Linked DNA regions of Homo sapiens: region 2 is linked to region 1. A link is a loop called in an ENCODE intact Hi-C map of the cell type or tissue named here. Cell type or tissue: CD4-positive, alpha-beta T cell. All regions are shown on one strand. Each heading gives the region's core, and the rest is flanking DNA. Links, peaks and the distances in the headings are about the cores only.

Evidence for each region. Peaks named below come from ENCODE experiments on the same cell type or tissue, not always from the same donor. Only the 100,000 strongest peaks of a DNase experiment are listed, where the experiment ranks them.
Region 2: a loop joins it to region 1, with 2.2 times the contacts of the local background. A loop is called at or near these places in 1 of 110 quality-filtered maps.

The regions. Positions count from the first base shown.
Region 1 is chr7:148,624,860-148,632,608 of GRCh38, reverse strand. It overlaps LOC105375557 (a long non-coding RNA gene), which reads left to right and starts at 7,169. Exons shown (of 3, transcript XR_001745397.2): 1 at 7,169-7,250. In CD4-positive, alpha-beta T cell, for the core only: no CTCF peak of the experiment used is centred there; a DNase peak (open chromatin) is centred at 3,798.
Region 2 is chr7:148,760,696-148,768,444 of GRCh38, reverse strand. CUL1 (cullin 1) reads right to left here. Exons shown (of 22, transcript NM_003592.3): 8 at 1,722-1,884; 9 at 696-826. Among named protein-coding and RNA genes, the nearest start is that of CUL1, 66 kb to the right of the region's middle. In CD4-positive, alpha-beta T cell, for the core only: no CTCF peak of the experiment used is centred there; no DNase peak of the experiment used is centred there.

The DNA of each region.
Region 1 (7,749 bases), core at 2,215-6,214:
ACCACTTGGACTATAAAACTAACATTTTAATATACATGCCTGATTTATCCCATATCTTCTATCTCTCCATCCATCAATCCATCTTATTTTTTGGATGCATTTCAAAGCAAGTAGCTTCAGCTCTAAGCACTTGAACACGCATACCATTAACTAGGGTTTGGTTTTTTGGTGTTTTTTTTTTTCTCTTGAGATAAAATTTATACACAATGAAATACACAGATCTTAAGTATATTTTCCCATGAGTTTTGACAAATGTATTCATGTGTGTAACCCAAACCCATGTCAAGATACAGGACACTCTCATCATACCAGAAAGTTCTCCTCATGCCTCTTCCAAGTTAATCCCTATCAGGATCACCATCCTCCACCTACCCCAAACAATTACTATTCTCTGATTGTTTTCCACTACAAATTACTTTCATCTGCTCTAGAACTTTGCATAATTAGAACCATAGAGTATGTACTCCTTGGAGTCTGATTTTCTTTGCTCAGCATGATGTCTGTGAGATTCATCCATGTTCATGGGTATATTGGCAGTATTTCTGGCCAGCATTCCATGGTATGGATGTATTATAATTTGTTCATTTTCCTTTTAATGGACATTTGGTCAGTTTACAGTTTTTAAATATTATATATGAAGTTCCTAGGGACCTAACTATACAAATATGTTGGTGTATTGTTTTCATTTCTCTGGGGTAAATACCTAAGGAGTGGAATCCACAGCATTATTTTAAATAACTTAACAGAGGCTTATTAGAAGGTGGCATCATGTCTCTACCTCTCCATCCATCTTGTTTTTCTCCTTTTCTCTTACTCTATTTTCTTCTTCCTATTACCGCCCCCCCCCCCCCGCTTTTTTTTTGAGACAGAGTCTTGCTCTGTCACCCAGGCTGGAGTGTAGTGGCTCAGTCTCAGCTCACTGCAACCTCCGCCTCCTGGGTTCAAGCAATTCTCTGCCTCAGCCTCCCGAGTAGCTTGGTATAGGCTCCTGCCACCATGCCTAGCTATTTTTTTTTCTGTATTTTTAGTAGAGACGGGGTTTCACCATGATGTCCAGGCTGGTCTTGAACTCCTGACCTCGTGATCCACCTGCCTTGGACTCCCAAAGTGCCGGGATTACAGGCATGAGCCACCACACCTGGCCCCCTCTTCTTTTTTCTATAAGCCACTCATTTCCTTCCCTCTTGTCTCTCCTGACAGGGTATAATGTTTTGTTACTATTTTCTAACTGTCCTAAAAATTCTTCCAGAGAGGCATGGTGTTGATGAAAATGCCTTGACTGTTGGGCTACTTTCAAGATAAGCCTCTGCCGCTTTATAGCAGGGTGAGTTATGTTACTTCTCTGGGCTCCAGGCTCCTTAATGGTTTGTTCATTCAAGAGGTTGGAGATAACTCTGGAGTTCCCTTTTCAGCTCCATCATTCTGTAAATCTATGAGCTCTTTTTCTAAGACACAAATCTGGCAGAGAGAGACAAGATAGGAGGACAGAAAGATGATGAAGATGTGAGGGTAGAGATGGAGAGGGCAAAAAAGAAAAACGAATAACTTTCTTCCTGCAACTTGGCCAAACAGTGACATGGTCTCTGGGGCCAGGCCAGTCCCCTCCCAAGGTCATCTTTCTTTCCTCACTCCTGGCTTCATGGTTAGGCACCCCAACTGGCCTTGCCTTGTCCTCTGCTGCTGTGTACCCCCTATCTTCTCTGTTCCCCCAATTAATATATATTAGTTTCATGCTCTAGATATGGTCATTGAGCCTCCCAAGACAGCACTATAAACCAATTTATGCCAATGAACCAATAAGGAAACCAAGAGAGGTCCCTTCTTGCCAAGGTAAATATATTCATTTAATAAGGGCTTTGTAGATACAATGCACTCATTTTCATTGTATAACCTAGAGGAAGGATACTAATGTTAGGAGGTTTATGTCCGAGAAGTGAAGAAACACCGTGGCAGGCTGTATGAGGAGTCTCTTAAGTGCACGAGCTGGTGCATTTGAGATCTTCTTCATATGATACACTTACCGAGACTATGATACCTGAATTTTATTGCATTAAGTCTCAATTTAAAAATTTTATTCTGCTGCTTGCCAAAACCTCCTCATACTTACTGGAACACATATGCCAATTTTGGCTCAGAAAATGTGGTCTCTGTGCATATTGATGGATATCATTTTCAGCACATGTACTCTCTTGATACCTTGGGTATATCTTACCTTACAGTAATTAGCATATATGTCATTTCAAAAAGCAAAAGTTTCATCCTGGACTTAGGGAAAGGTTAAATGAGGAGAGAAACTACTAAAGAGGAAGAGAAACATTAAAAAAAGAGAGAAGTAGCGTAGAGTGAAAAGGAGTGGGAAAAGATGGGCCAATGATGAACCGAAGATGAAGAAAAAAATGAGAAGTGTACCGTGAAAGTATAAAACCCTTAAAAGACACGATTTTATGCTAAAAAAAATTCATTCAAAATTTCGTCCCAAGCCAGAAGTAAGAGTAAAATGTAAACTTTGCGACATAGTGCCCCCTGGCATACCTAATTGCAACCTCATTATGTGTCTTCAGATCTCTAGTGTATTTTGTTTTCTTTTTGTTTGTTTTTGTTTTTGAGATGGAGTCTCACTCTGTCGCCCAGGCTAGAGTGCAATGGCACAATCTCGCCTCATTGCAACCTCTGCCTCCTGGGTTCAAACAATTCTCCTGCCTCAGCCTCCTAAGTTGCTGGGATTACAGGCACCTGCCACCACGCCCGGCTAATTTTGGTATTTTTAGTAGAGATGGGGTTTTGCCATGTTGGCCAGGCTGGTCTCAAAATCCTGACCTCAAGTGATCCACCTGCCTTAGCCTCCCAAAGTGCTGGGATTACAGGCATGAGCCACTGCACCCGGCCTCTAATGTATTTTGATATACTCAAAATATACTCATATTTAACAACAAACACAAATTAATTATAGTTCAGAAGGGACAGAGTTAGGCTTTCAATTCAAGTTGTAATAAATCATATTAGTGATTATTTTTATGTTTCTAATATATCAATTAAGCTCATTGGATTCCAGCTAATTAAGTTACAAAGATAAGGGACTCATACCCTAAGGATGGAATGAGCTCTAGCTTTTAAATAATTATCCCTCTGAGATTGAGGCTTTTCAGTTTCCTATGTTATGCCAGTAGATTCAGTTCACAGTCATTTGTAGGAAAAGCAAAAGGCATTTAGAGAGTTCTGAGACTGTCAGTCCTCATCGGACACTGGGTATGAGCACTGTGACTTTGAGACTCAGGGCCGTGCACCTGTGGGAACTGGACCACACACACACACACACACACACACACACACACACACACACACACACACACACACACACACTTTGAAAAGAAGCCCAGCCACAGCTGAGAGCTATGCTATCCCCCTTATCACTGTCATCTAAAACCCTCTTCCAGTGAGGGAGGAGGACTGTAAACTCCAGGTATATTTAGGAGCCAATTGATGTTTAACCCCTAAGAAGAAAGGCTTTGGAAGACAGAGCAAGCAAACAGAGATTCTAACTTTACAAACTGCAGAAGTTACCAAGTTTAAGGTAAGGAGAAAGATCAAATAAATGAGGTCAGGGTCAAAATCCCTCAGAGCCAGGATTTGGGTATGAGGAGATGAAAGGGAAGAGAGGGCAGAACATCTTGTTTTGAGGACCCAAATCAGCAAGGCTGGTGAACTAGGGTGGAGGGTGTGCACCTGCAGAGGTGGATTGAGGGAATCTTCAAAAGCTGGATACATCTACCCGTGTGGCCTTTCAAGTCAAACTTGGGTACAGAGATAACCACTTCCCCTACTCTACTCTACCACAACTAATTAAAAGTAATTAGCCCACTTCCTTGTTAAACCCTGAGAATGTCTACCCAGAAATCTGTTTGAAGTGTTTTTTTTTTTTTTTGACAGAGTTTTGCTCTTGTTGCTCAGGCTGGAGTGCAATGGCACGATCTTGGCTCACCACAACTTCTACCTCCTGGGTTCAAGCGATTCTCCTGCCTCAGCCTCCCGAGTAGCTGGGATTACAGGCATGTGCCACCATGCCTGGCGAATTTTTTGTATTTTTAATAGAGATGGGGTTTCTCCATGTTGGTCAGGCTGGTCTCGAACTCCTGACCTTAGGTGATCCACTCACCTTGGCCTCCCAAAGTGCTGGGATTACAGGTGTGAGCCACCGTGCCTGACCAGGATACGTGTCTGGCCGGGAATCTGTATTTTTAGTGATTAATCTCAGGTGATTCTTAAGCATACTCAAGCTTGAGAATTTGCTGTTAGAACGGCTCCTGACGTTTTCCGAGGGGATTAAAGGAGATAGGGTCTAATAGGCTGAGTCTGACTTGGCAGGTCCTATTTTGACGTGGACTTGGACTTTACTGTCACTCACTTCTTGACTGAGGACCTACCATGAAACCAGATTATGACAGTTAGGTGGTAGATTTGACTCTGAGTTTCTTGGTGATCAAGATAAGCAGTTAGATTTTCATACAGAATTCTCATTGTCCTGGAGGAAAAGACAAACAAACCATACCAGTGTCTTAGGAGAGGCAAAGCCGGTCACCAGCCCTTAACTCTAAAGGAATTTTCTTCCTGACAGATGTGGCAAACACATCCTCAAGAACATTCCCGTAGCAAATGCAGTCCTGGATGATTAGTGAGGTAAATGATAATTTGCAAAGGCTACAGTTTTAAAAATTAGTCAGACCTGGGCAGGTGTGGTGGCTCACGCCTGTAATCCCAGCACTTTGGGAGGCCAAGGTGGGCGGATCACGAGGTCAGGAGTTTGAGACCAGCCTGGCCAACATGGCAAAACCCTCATCTCTACTAAAAATACAAAAATTAGCCAGGCGTGGTGGGAGGAGCCTGTAATCCCAGCTACTTGAGAGGCCGAGGCAGGAGAATTGCTTCAACCTGGGAGGTGGAGATTGCAGTGAGCCGAGATCATGCCATTGCACTCCAGCCTGGGTGACAAAGCAAGACTATGTCACAGAAAAAAAAAAAAAAAATTAGTCAGACCTGAGTTTGAATCCCAATGTAAATTGCTTTTACTACTTGGGTAATCTCCAGCAAGTTATCCTTCCGCAACCCATAACATTCATTATCTAAAAAATTATGTCAGTAATACATTGCCATCATAAATGGTTCTAGAAATATATGACTATAGGATGAAATACAAACCTCTCCTCCTCCCACTCTTACCTTCCCCTGCTTCCCCCATGCCTCCTCCCCTTGCCTGAGATAACCACTGTTAACAGTTGAGCTACATCCTTTCCAGCTTTTAGAGCATATTTTTGTTTACATGTATACATTATCATGAAAGTTGCTTCTTTTGCTGAACAGTATATCTTGGAGGTAAGTGTGGATGTATCTCATTCCTTTTTAATATGGCTTAATATCCCATAATGTGGGTATATTTTAATTTATTTATCCATATCCTCTTATGATGACTCAGATTTGTCACACTTTCTTCCTTCCTTCTTTCCTATTCCTTTGCTAATACAGGGTTTTGCTTTCTTGCCCAGGCTGGAGTACAGTGGCGCCACCCTAGCTCACTGCAGCCTTGAACTCCTGAGCTCAAGCAATCCTTCGGCCTCAGCCTCCCAGGTAGGTGAGGGTAGCTGAGGGACCACAGGCGTGAGCCACTGTACCCAGCAGTAAACATTTCTTTAGGATAGATTCTAAAGAATGAATTGGGTCAGAGGATATGCATGTTTTAAATTTGGATTGATACTGCCTAGCTGCCCTTTCAAATAGCTTTTTAAATTTATATTTGGGCAAGTTATTTATTTTCTGTGACCCTTTGTTTCCTCAAGTATACAAATTCAATGTAGTCAAACCTACTGCATGGGATTGGTGATATGATTAAATGAGAAAAACAGTGTAACAACGCTGCTTGGAATGTGGGCGGTTTTTTTTTTTGAGACGGAGTTTCACTCTTGTCGCCCAGGCTGCAGTGCAGTGGCACGATCTCAGCTCACTGCAACTTCCATCTCCTGGGTTCAAGTGATTCTCCTGCCTCAGCCCCCCGAGTAGCTGAGATTACAGGTGCCCGGCACCATGCCCAGCTAATTTTTTGTATTTTTGGTAAAAGACAGGGTTTTGCCATGTTGGTCAGGCTGGTCTCGAACTCCTGACCTCAGGTGATCCACCCGCCTTGGCCTCCCAAAGTGCTGGGATAACAGGCGTGAGCCACCACGCCCAGCCAGAATGTGGGTGGTTCTTATCATCCTTACGCCTTAGAATCAGATAGAAGAAATCTATTTTCCTATAACCTTTAGTCTGTTTGGGGAGATTGAGGAAGATCACAACTCTCCTTGTGGGATGTCTTCATACTAGGTACATTTCAGAGGCTAAACATTCTTGGAGGTTACTAAACAAAATGATCCAACACATAGAAGGTAGCGAGAAAGATGGTGGTGTGAATTTTATTGTTAGGCTAGGGGTTCACTTAACAAGCCTGTGTAAGGATCACCTGACTCTCTTGGAGAATACAATTTAACTTCCTATTGGCTAATGAATAGGGCCCAGGCATTTTTGCAACAAAAGTTAGATGTTAATATGTAGTAAATTGTTACAATAAAAATTATTTTTGTCTAATAATAATGCCAATTATTTCTGTTCATTAGAGAAAAAACCCTAAAGATTATAGTTTATTGCTCTGTAGAACAATGATGAGTTTTAGTATTTAATAATTTTATTCTAGCCTTCTCTTTGATGGGAAATATGTACATTCGTTTCTTGCATCTGCCTTTGAATCATTTTGTCATTCTGTTTGTTCCCTCATTAGCGAGCTGAAAATAACCTTGACATATGCTCTTATGTATATGTGTTGTTTTAACATTTTGAAAATTCTACTTTTAACAGTACTCAAGATCAGACCATGCTACTGCTTTCACTCCCTGCAGATGGTCATATTTTTGAGGCCTTCATTCATTTAATTGTCTTTTTTGTGTTATCTCTAAATTCTCCATGGCTCTGGACAGTAATTAAACATAAAGGAGAGAAGTTCTCCCGCCAGCTGTCCTGCGTCACTCCTTCAGTTCTCAGCTTAGATTTCCTGTCCTTGGGAAGCTGTCATCATCCTTCTATCTTTACACCCCATGATTTACCCCTTGCAGTGTACTTATTACACTGTATTGGAATCGCTTCTTTTCTCTTTCTCTGTGAATTTCTTGAGAGCACAGACTACATTCTGCTTAACTTTTTATCCCCAGCTTTCAGCACAGTGCCTGGCTGTAAGTACTCAATAAATATTTTGAATGAATACTTTATGGGCTAAATGTTACATCAGTCTTATTTTGTGTGTTCAAGGGTGCTAAATAATAGTCACATATAATTTATTGTTCTAACAATAGCAATGGCAATCTTTAGCTTGTGTGCTCCTTGTAGACCTTCCTTTTGGGGATTGTAGTGGTGGTGCATTTTTGCATAACCAAGTCTTCATCTTATATTAGTTGTTTTGGTCCCTTCCATAATATTTTCAGAATACTGCTCCTTTAAGACTGGTGAAAGCCTGCTGGTGGAGGAAGAGGTCCTGCCACTGAACAAAGTGTCTGTGTAGATTTAGCTACACCCATTTGATGTGCTTCTTAGTCTCGTTTAACTTGCCGATTCATATATCCCTGTCTCATTTGTTCTTAGATTTGTCACGAAGCCTCTGGTTTTTGGCTTGTCCTGGTTTGAACTTGGTGTATCTGGCTCTTGACTCATTTTCTGACCTCAGACCATCCTTAA
Region 2 (7,749 bases), core at 1,348-5,347, 140 kb before region 1:
CAACTGCACTCCAGCCTGGGCAAGAGAGCAAGACGCCTTCTCAAAAAAAAAAAAAAAAAAAAAAAAGAGCTTTTCTTCTCTATTGTTCTCCCAGTTACAACTGAAGTTCACAACAGGAGCAAAACTGAAGGCAACTCATTTGTGTCTTAAAAACGCAATTATTTCCAATGTGAAATTATCACCTGAATTACAGATGACCTGAATTACAGATGACCTAGCAGGAATATTCTATGTAGCCCTGGGGAAGCGGAGGGGTGTAGAGAAATGCTATAAACTGCAGGGCCTCTCCAGAGTACAGCCCTGTGGTCTTCAGCCAGAGGCTACTATCCAGATCAAAGTTCCTGTAAGGCACAACCTGTGGACTGTGAGTGGCAAAGTAACAGCTTCCAGGAGCCTTTTGTTTCTAGGGAAGCAGCTTCTTCTAGTGAGTGCAAGGAATTTAACAGTGAGAAGGCATAAAAGGAAAAAAAAAATAACATTATTAACGCCTAAAAAGTGCGAGGGAAAAACTTACGGAGGTATTTACTAAACAAAGATGTCTGTGAACTATCTACTTCAAAAAGACAAAACATGGTTCTCAGAGTTCTAATGAAAATGGTACCATTTAGATTTGGAAGTAGAGACGCATAACATATGCTTGCAGTTCGCATGTGGAAATAATCAGCCTGACTGATTTTCAATGAAATCTCACTTACATTTAAAGCAGCTTCTCCACACTTTTCAATGGCTGCAAGACCCTGATTATGAATGTGTGTCTCCAACAGTTTTTTCAATTCTCCTAGGCCATCCTGGATTCTAGATACAAGATTATACATGCGTCCCAAATCTGAAAGAGGAAGAAACCCCTTTTATGCACTGAAAAAAATTTTGCATATCCATTCTACTAATTATGTATTTATACTGAGATGAAAAATACTCTGCAAAAGATAACCATGTTTTTAGACTTTAATAATCAATAGCATTTAATTATAACCAAATATTCTCTATTTGGTATATGTATATTTTGCTAAAAGTAACAATGAAATTGTTACTATTTACTATAAATTTACTATTGTAAATTTATTTTCCCCCTTACTGTGAGAAACCACTAACTTAAGACTAAGCAAAAAAAAAAAATTATCAGAAACAACTCTAATGCTTCCTAAAATTCTCAAGATTGAAATAGTATTTATGCCTGACACATAATAGGCACTCAAATATTTGTTTAAAAATAATGAATACATTTAAGGAGAATATGGATTTCTATCTCAATTATAAAAACAAATGAGTTGAGAAAAGGTCTCCCAAATTGATTTAAGACGTGTATACAGCATGTGGTTACTTTAGGAGGACCATAGAAGAAAAATCCAAACTTCAATCTTTTATTGAGCTCCTAACATGCCCCAGTAAAACATGGGAGTGGTTAAGGGAAATATAAGATGACAGTCTCCTCATCTCAGAGAATTTTCAAAGGAAGAACAGTCAAGAAAAAACTTGGGGTAGCATCATTTAATGCTAAAGTGTATGGAGCAAGTCATATTCTAAATACACTCTTCCCCCTAAGTCAAACCAAAATGCTCTGCAGAAGTCTGAAATTGGCACATAACGATGTACAAACACATGCATCTTTTTAAAACTGACATGGGCAAGTAATGCCGTTGACTCGAGAGTCTAGAATCAAAAGCAATATCAAAACTACAGATAATTATAAATACCTACATTTTATGAGTCTTGTGGCTCACCTTCATTTTTGTCAGCATCCAATAAATTCTGAAATTCTGTGTGGAAAATTTCCAAGTGTTTTTCAATGAGGACTTGTTCACATTTCCTTGCTAATTCATCTTGTGTGCTTTCATGAAGGTAAACCTGAACTCTTCGTTGTTCCTCAAGCAGACGAGCCTCTGCCTGGAGAAAATTAATTCAAGTGAATGGTTTTGATTCATTGGTAAAGAACTGTTACAATTCTTTAATATGTAAATTAAAGGAAACTGAAAAATGGCAAATTAAATTCACATGCCAGCTCTAATAAAATGCGATTAAGAAAATAAGGGAGGGCTGGGCATGATGGCTCAGCCACTTTGGGTGGCTGAAGCAGGAGGATTGCTCGAGGCCAGGATTTTGAGACCAGCCTGGGCAACACAGTGCGACCCTGTCTCTAAAAAAAAAATTAGCCAGGTGTGGCACGCGCCTGTAGTCCTTCCTAGCTACTCAGGAGGCTGAGGCGGGAGGATGGCTTGAGCCTAGGAGTTAAAGGACATAGTAAGCTATGATTGTGCCACTGCATTTCAGCCTGGGCAACAGAGCAAGACTCCGTTTCTCAAAAAACAGAAAGAAAAAGGAAAAAGTTCTTTGATTTTACGGTAAACAACAACCATATTTAAACAGCCACTGATGTCTGCCATTTTCTCTGTAATACGTATTTCCATTTCAAACTTCCTTTTTAAGTGCCCTAACAACATCATCGTTATTAACAGTTAACATGTCTTTACATCATTTTGATCCCTCAGAGAATGGTATTTTATCTTTTTGAGGTAATGTCTCTGCCACTCTAAGAAATGAATGCATCTTCTGTGCAGATACTAAGATGTGGTACTTTAGATTAAAAACTACTTGAAGCCAAGAGTCACACAAATATAAGCCCTGAAGTGATTACATGGAAATCATCATCAGAAATCAGACTGTTCAAAAATTTAGAGAGAAACTATTAAATTATCAAAGCAAGGAAGAAATTTCAATAAATTATTCAGGTGATCTGAGTAAAGAGAATTATATTTTGCATTATAAAAATGCCAATACTCTCCAAAATGATTTTTGTTTTAAATATATTTTTTTCAGAGACAGGATCTTGGCTCTGTCTCCCAGGCTGAAGTGCAGTGGCACAATCATAGCTCACTGCAGCCTCAAACTCCTGGGCTCAAGTGATCCTCCTGCCTCAGCCTCCCTGTGCAGCTGGGACTACAGGTGCATGCCGCCATACCCGGCTAACTTTTTAATTTTTTCTAGAGACAAGGTCTCACTATGTTGCTCAGGCTGGTCTCAAACTCCTGGCTTCAAGCAATTCTCCTGCCTCGGCTTCCCAAAGTTCTGGGATTATAGGCTGTCCAGCTACCGTGCCTTGCCCAGATTTTCAAATTTGGTATAATTTTGGAGAAATCTGGAAAAATTCAACTGGTAATGAATCAATACTCAAGAGCCAAGAAAAAATAAAATGAAAAAATGATTAGGCGGGACTTGTACTATCAAGAACTAATAATAATGGGACAACTGTTTAAACCACGTAAGTCAGAACCTTATTACACGTTCTAAATAGCTAAATGTGAAAAATAAACTTGGAAAATATCTGCAGTATGTATCAAAAGGTCAATATTCTTAATACATAATGATCTCCAGCAAAGCAGTGAGTACAACCAAATAAAAACACAAGGAAGAAAAGACAACTCATAAATGAAGAAATAGAAAAAAGCTTGAAGTTAATACATTTCCAATAAGAGGCAGTTATTATATGTTCAGTTAATGAACTATGATTACCCACTAAAATAAACACCAACTACTAATAACAAATCATTAGTGAACAAGTTACGAAAAACCTATACCATGATTCCAATGTGGTTTATATAATCAGCAACAGTGCCCCAGGCTTGTAGGTTTATGTTATTTGTATTTTCCAAAAAGTCTACAGTTAATGTGTAATTTTGTTTTTCTGATTATAAAGATATTTTAAAACAATAAATGCTGCTTTATATCTAATGTTCCACTAAGACTGATAACTCAAGAACCTAAAGCTGGTGGAATATAGAACATGCAAACCAAACAGCACCACTTTTTCTGTTTTAAGTTATAACTCTTTCTTGGAAGAACATAATCATCTCAGGCAGCAAAACATAGTTTTACCCCTTCCGAGATGAAAGATTAGGCTTTGATGCCATTCCTGATTCATCCTCTGAGAGGCACGGCTCTCCACCTCTTAGTCTACAGACCCTTCCTGCAGGGGCTGAGGGGGCAGGAAGAGTGAACAGGTGCCTAGGTGATTACAGAAACATTCATGGCCAAGGGGCCTCAACACTAGCTTATTTTATATATTGGCAAGGAAACCAAGGTCGTAGGTATTGTCATCAGGTTTCAGAAAGGACAGCCATTTAGGTTCTCTAATGATTCCAAGTCAAATAGGCTCCTGATCATCACTGTACTTGGCAGACTGTTGTATTAGAACACCAAGGTCAAATTCAAATGACTAAATAAAAGTATGCAATTAAAGATGGTCTTTATTAATTCACTAGGATCGGTTCTCAGTAAAAACAAAAGGAAAATAAAAACCAAAAAAGACAAGCAAATTAATGAAGTATGGTATATTTTTAAAGTTTTTAAAAAATGACATTAGAAACCTACAGTAGTCATACAGAGTTTCTGTAGCTCAGATCAGTCTCAATCGCATGAGACAGTCAAATCTTTTAGAAACACTAACATGGTTCACTCTTCAAAGCCATCCTTGGAAAGACAAGCCAAATATTCTTAGATGTTTCCTGTAAAACACTCCTAATAGAGAAAAGTGAACACAGACCCAGGGAATTTGAACTGCTCTCAACTGGCTAGAATTTGCAGAGTATTTCTTGAAGGGTCATGTTTTATCTCATAGTTGTTCTATTTCCTGATAGAATGTTTGTTGTAATGTAAACACAATTGCTCCCTAAGTTATTGAGTAAGATTTGCCACCCTTTATCCTGTGGTTTTGCATCCTCCCAGGCATACACTGGAGGTTTTGTGGGATGTATATTTGTAATACCAAATACATTAGCTTTGCTCTTTGCCACACACCAATCTAAGCACCTTTTAACAAATAAATACCTCATGTTAAAATTTGTAAATACTAAAGCTCACTTAATCCTCATTATTACCTATTATTATTATTCACATTTTACAGATAAGGAATTTGAGGAACAGAAGCATTAAGGTCATCCCCCTAATAAATGGTGGGGTGGGGATTTAAAAATAGACTCATAGCTCAGTTTGAGATGCAAGGCTATAGGATGAGAGCAGAATTACATGGTCAAATTCCAGTTTTATGCTTATAGACTCTCTGCATTATCATCTTTCAGAATATGATGGAAGTCGTGTTTGGTGTGATCCAAGTGGATCCGGGCCAAACCTTTAACTCTTCTAGAAATGAATCCCCTCTATGGGAACCAGGATGTAGGAAGCACACTGCTTCCTTGAAGGCGGGCCTCATGCTGGATTGAAAACATCGAGGCCATTGGAAATTCTTGCTCCTCAACCGTCTTTGGTGTCAGGCCTGGTTTTATTTTTATTTTTATTTTTTTTTTTGAGACAGAGTCTCACTCTGTTGCCCAGGCTGGAGTGCAATGGCGCGATCTCGGCTCACTGCAACCTCCGCCTCCCAGGTTCAAGTGATTCTCCTGCCTCAGCTTCCCAAGTAGCTGGGATAACAGGCGTCCGCCACCACACTTGGCTAATTTTTGTATTTTTATTAGAGAGAGGGTTTCACCATGCTGGCCAGGCTGGTCTCGAACTCCCGACCTCAGGCAATCTGCCCACCTCGGCCTCCCAAAGTGCTAGGATCACAGGCGTGAGCCACCGCGCCCGGCCTAGGCCTGGTTTTAAAAACAGATTTACCTGTTCTGGGAGTGCTTCAGTAGCTCTGCCCTAGAACACTGGTTTCCTTGCCCTAGAGCACTACTACTTCATCAGTGTGGACAAAGGAGATGACCACAATCCTCTAATAAACCCATAAAAAGAACAGGCTCGCGCCACTGTCGTGGATGTGCATCTGGATAAGAGGTCTTTGGGATATATAGTTTTAAAAGAATCACCATATACAGCAGAGTTTCATAAGAGAAGTGTTTAGGAATACAACACTGTCATATTAAACAATGAAATAACAGGCAATGTTAACGTTTAAAACAGACTGTTTCAAAAGTTCATTTGTTAGGCAGTTGTTTGAAACTCTGGGTGAGCTGGTTAGGTTCCAGATTGGCATAGGAAAGTCAATTTAGCCCACCATTATACACAAGGAACCATTAATATTCCAAGTATAATACCCCGAATAGTTCCATTTTTGTTAGATTTTGAGATAGCAGAGATTTGTCAAGGACTTTCAACTTCAAACTTCTAAGCCCATTTATAACCACTATCTCCTATAGGAAAATGCATTCAGGTCACCACAAACAAACCGGATAGGACTTTCTCTATGAGGTTAGAGCAGAGCTGTTGCTTTTAATTGACTTTCTATCTCAGCATACGGAAAAGAGATTCCGCAGTCCATTCATACTCCAAGTGAACAGGGAATACAGGGCAAGCAGGTGTCAGGCTTGGAAAGATCCAGACTCCTGGAGATCTCCTAGTACAAGGATCCTCAATCGCTGGCTGTGGGCCAGTATGGGTCTGTGGCCTGTTAGGAACTGGGCCGCACAACAGGAGGTGACCAGCATATGAGTGAGCATTACTACCTGAGCTCCGCCTCCTGTCAGATCAGGGACGGCATTAGATTCTCATAGGAGCTCGAACCCTACTGTGAACTACACACGTGAGGGATCTATGTTGCACGCTCCTTTGATCTGAGGTGGAACAGTTTCGTCCCAAAACCATCCCCCTTCTTCCCCCAGCCACCGTCTGTGATGCCAAAAGGGTTGGGGACCATTGTCCTAGTACAGCTAGGTCAAGGGTCAGCAAACTGTAGCCTGTAGGCCAAATTCTGCCTGCCTGCCTTTTTCTGTAAATAAAGTTTTATTGGAACCCGGCCACACTCAGTTGTGTACATATCCCACTGGCTGCTTTGTGCTGCAATGGCAGAGTTGAACAGCTGCAAAAGAGATCACATAGCTCACAAAGCCTAAAGTATTTCCTTTCTAGCCCTTTACAAGATAAGTTTGCTGACTCCAGACCTAGGTCATTCCTTAGAGTCTAAATCCAGGATATCCATATTTCTTTTTCTTTTTCTTTTGAGACAGAGTCTCACTCTGTCACCCAGGCTGGAGGGCAGTGGCACAATCTCGGCTCACTGCAACCTCCGCCTCCCAGGTTCAAGCGATTCTCCTGCTTCAGCCTCCTGAATAGCTGGGATTACAGGCACGTGCCACCATGCCCAGATAAATTTTTTTGTATTTTTAGTAGAAACGGGGTTTCACCATGTTGGTCAGGCTGGTCTCAAACTCCTGACTTCAGGTGATCCACCCACCTTGGCCTCCCAAAGTGCTGGGATTACAGGCATGAGCCACCACGCCCAGCCAGGATATCTATATTTCTAAGAAAGAGAACAAAGAGTAATTCTACTAGATCTTTATTATCAGCGGGCCATGGTTACTCACATCTGTAATCCCAGCACTTTCGGAGGCCCAGGTGGCAGGATCACTTAAGCCCAAGAGTTTGAGACCAACCTGGGCAACCTATCTCTACAAAAATAGCGAGACCCTATCTCTACAAAAATAAAACAATTAGCTGAGTGTGGTGGCTCACGCCTCTAATCCCATTACTTCTGGAGGCTGAAGCGGGAGGACAGCCGTCCTCTCATATTAGAATTTAAAGCCTAGTTTCAGAAGAACTTTTCCTCTAATATAATCATGAAAGCTATGTAATAGATTCTTAGGGATATTTTAGAAGCAAAAAATTAAAGTTTGCAAATCTGAAAATATTTGTTTCTTAAAATTTTCTCATTGACATGACTGTGATGCCCATTTTATATAAATCCACATTCTACAATAAACAGTTAAAAAAAATTCATGTAGCTATTGTGGTTATATCCTTAGAACAGCAAGGAGA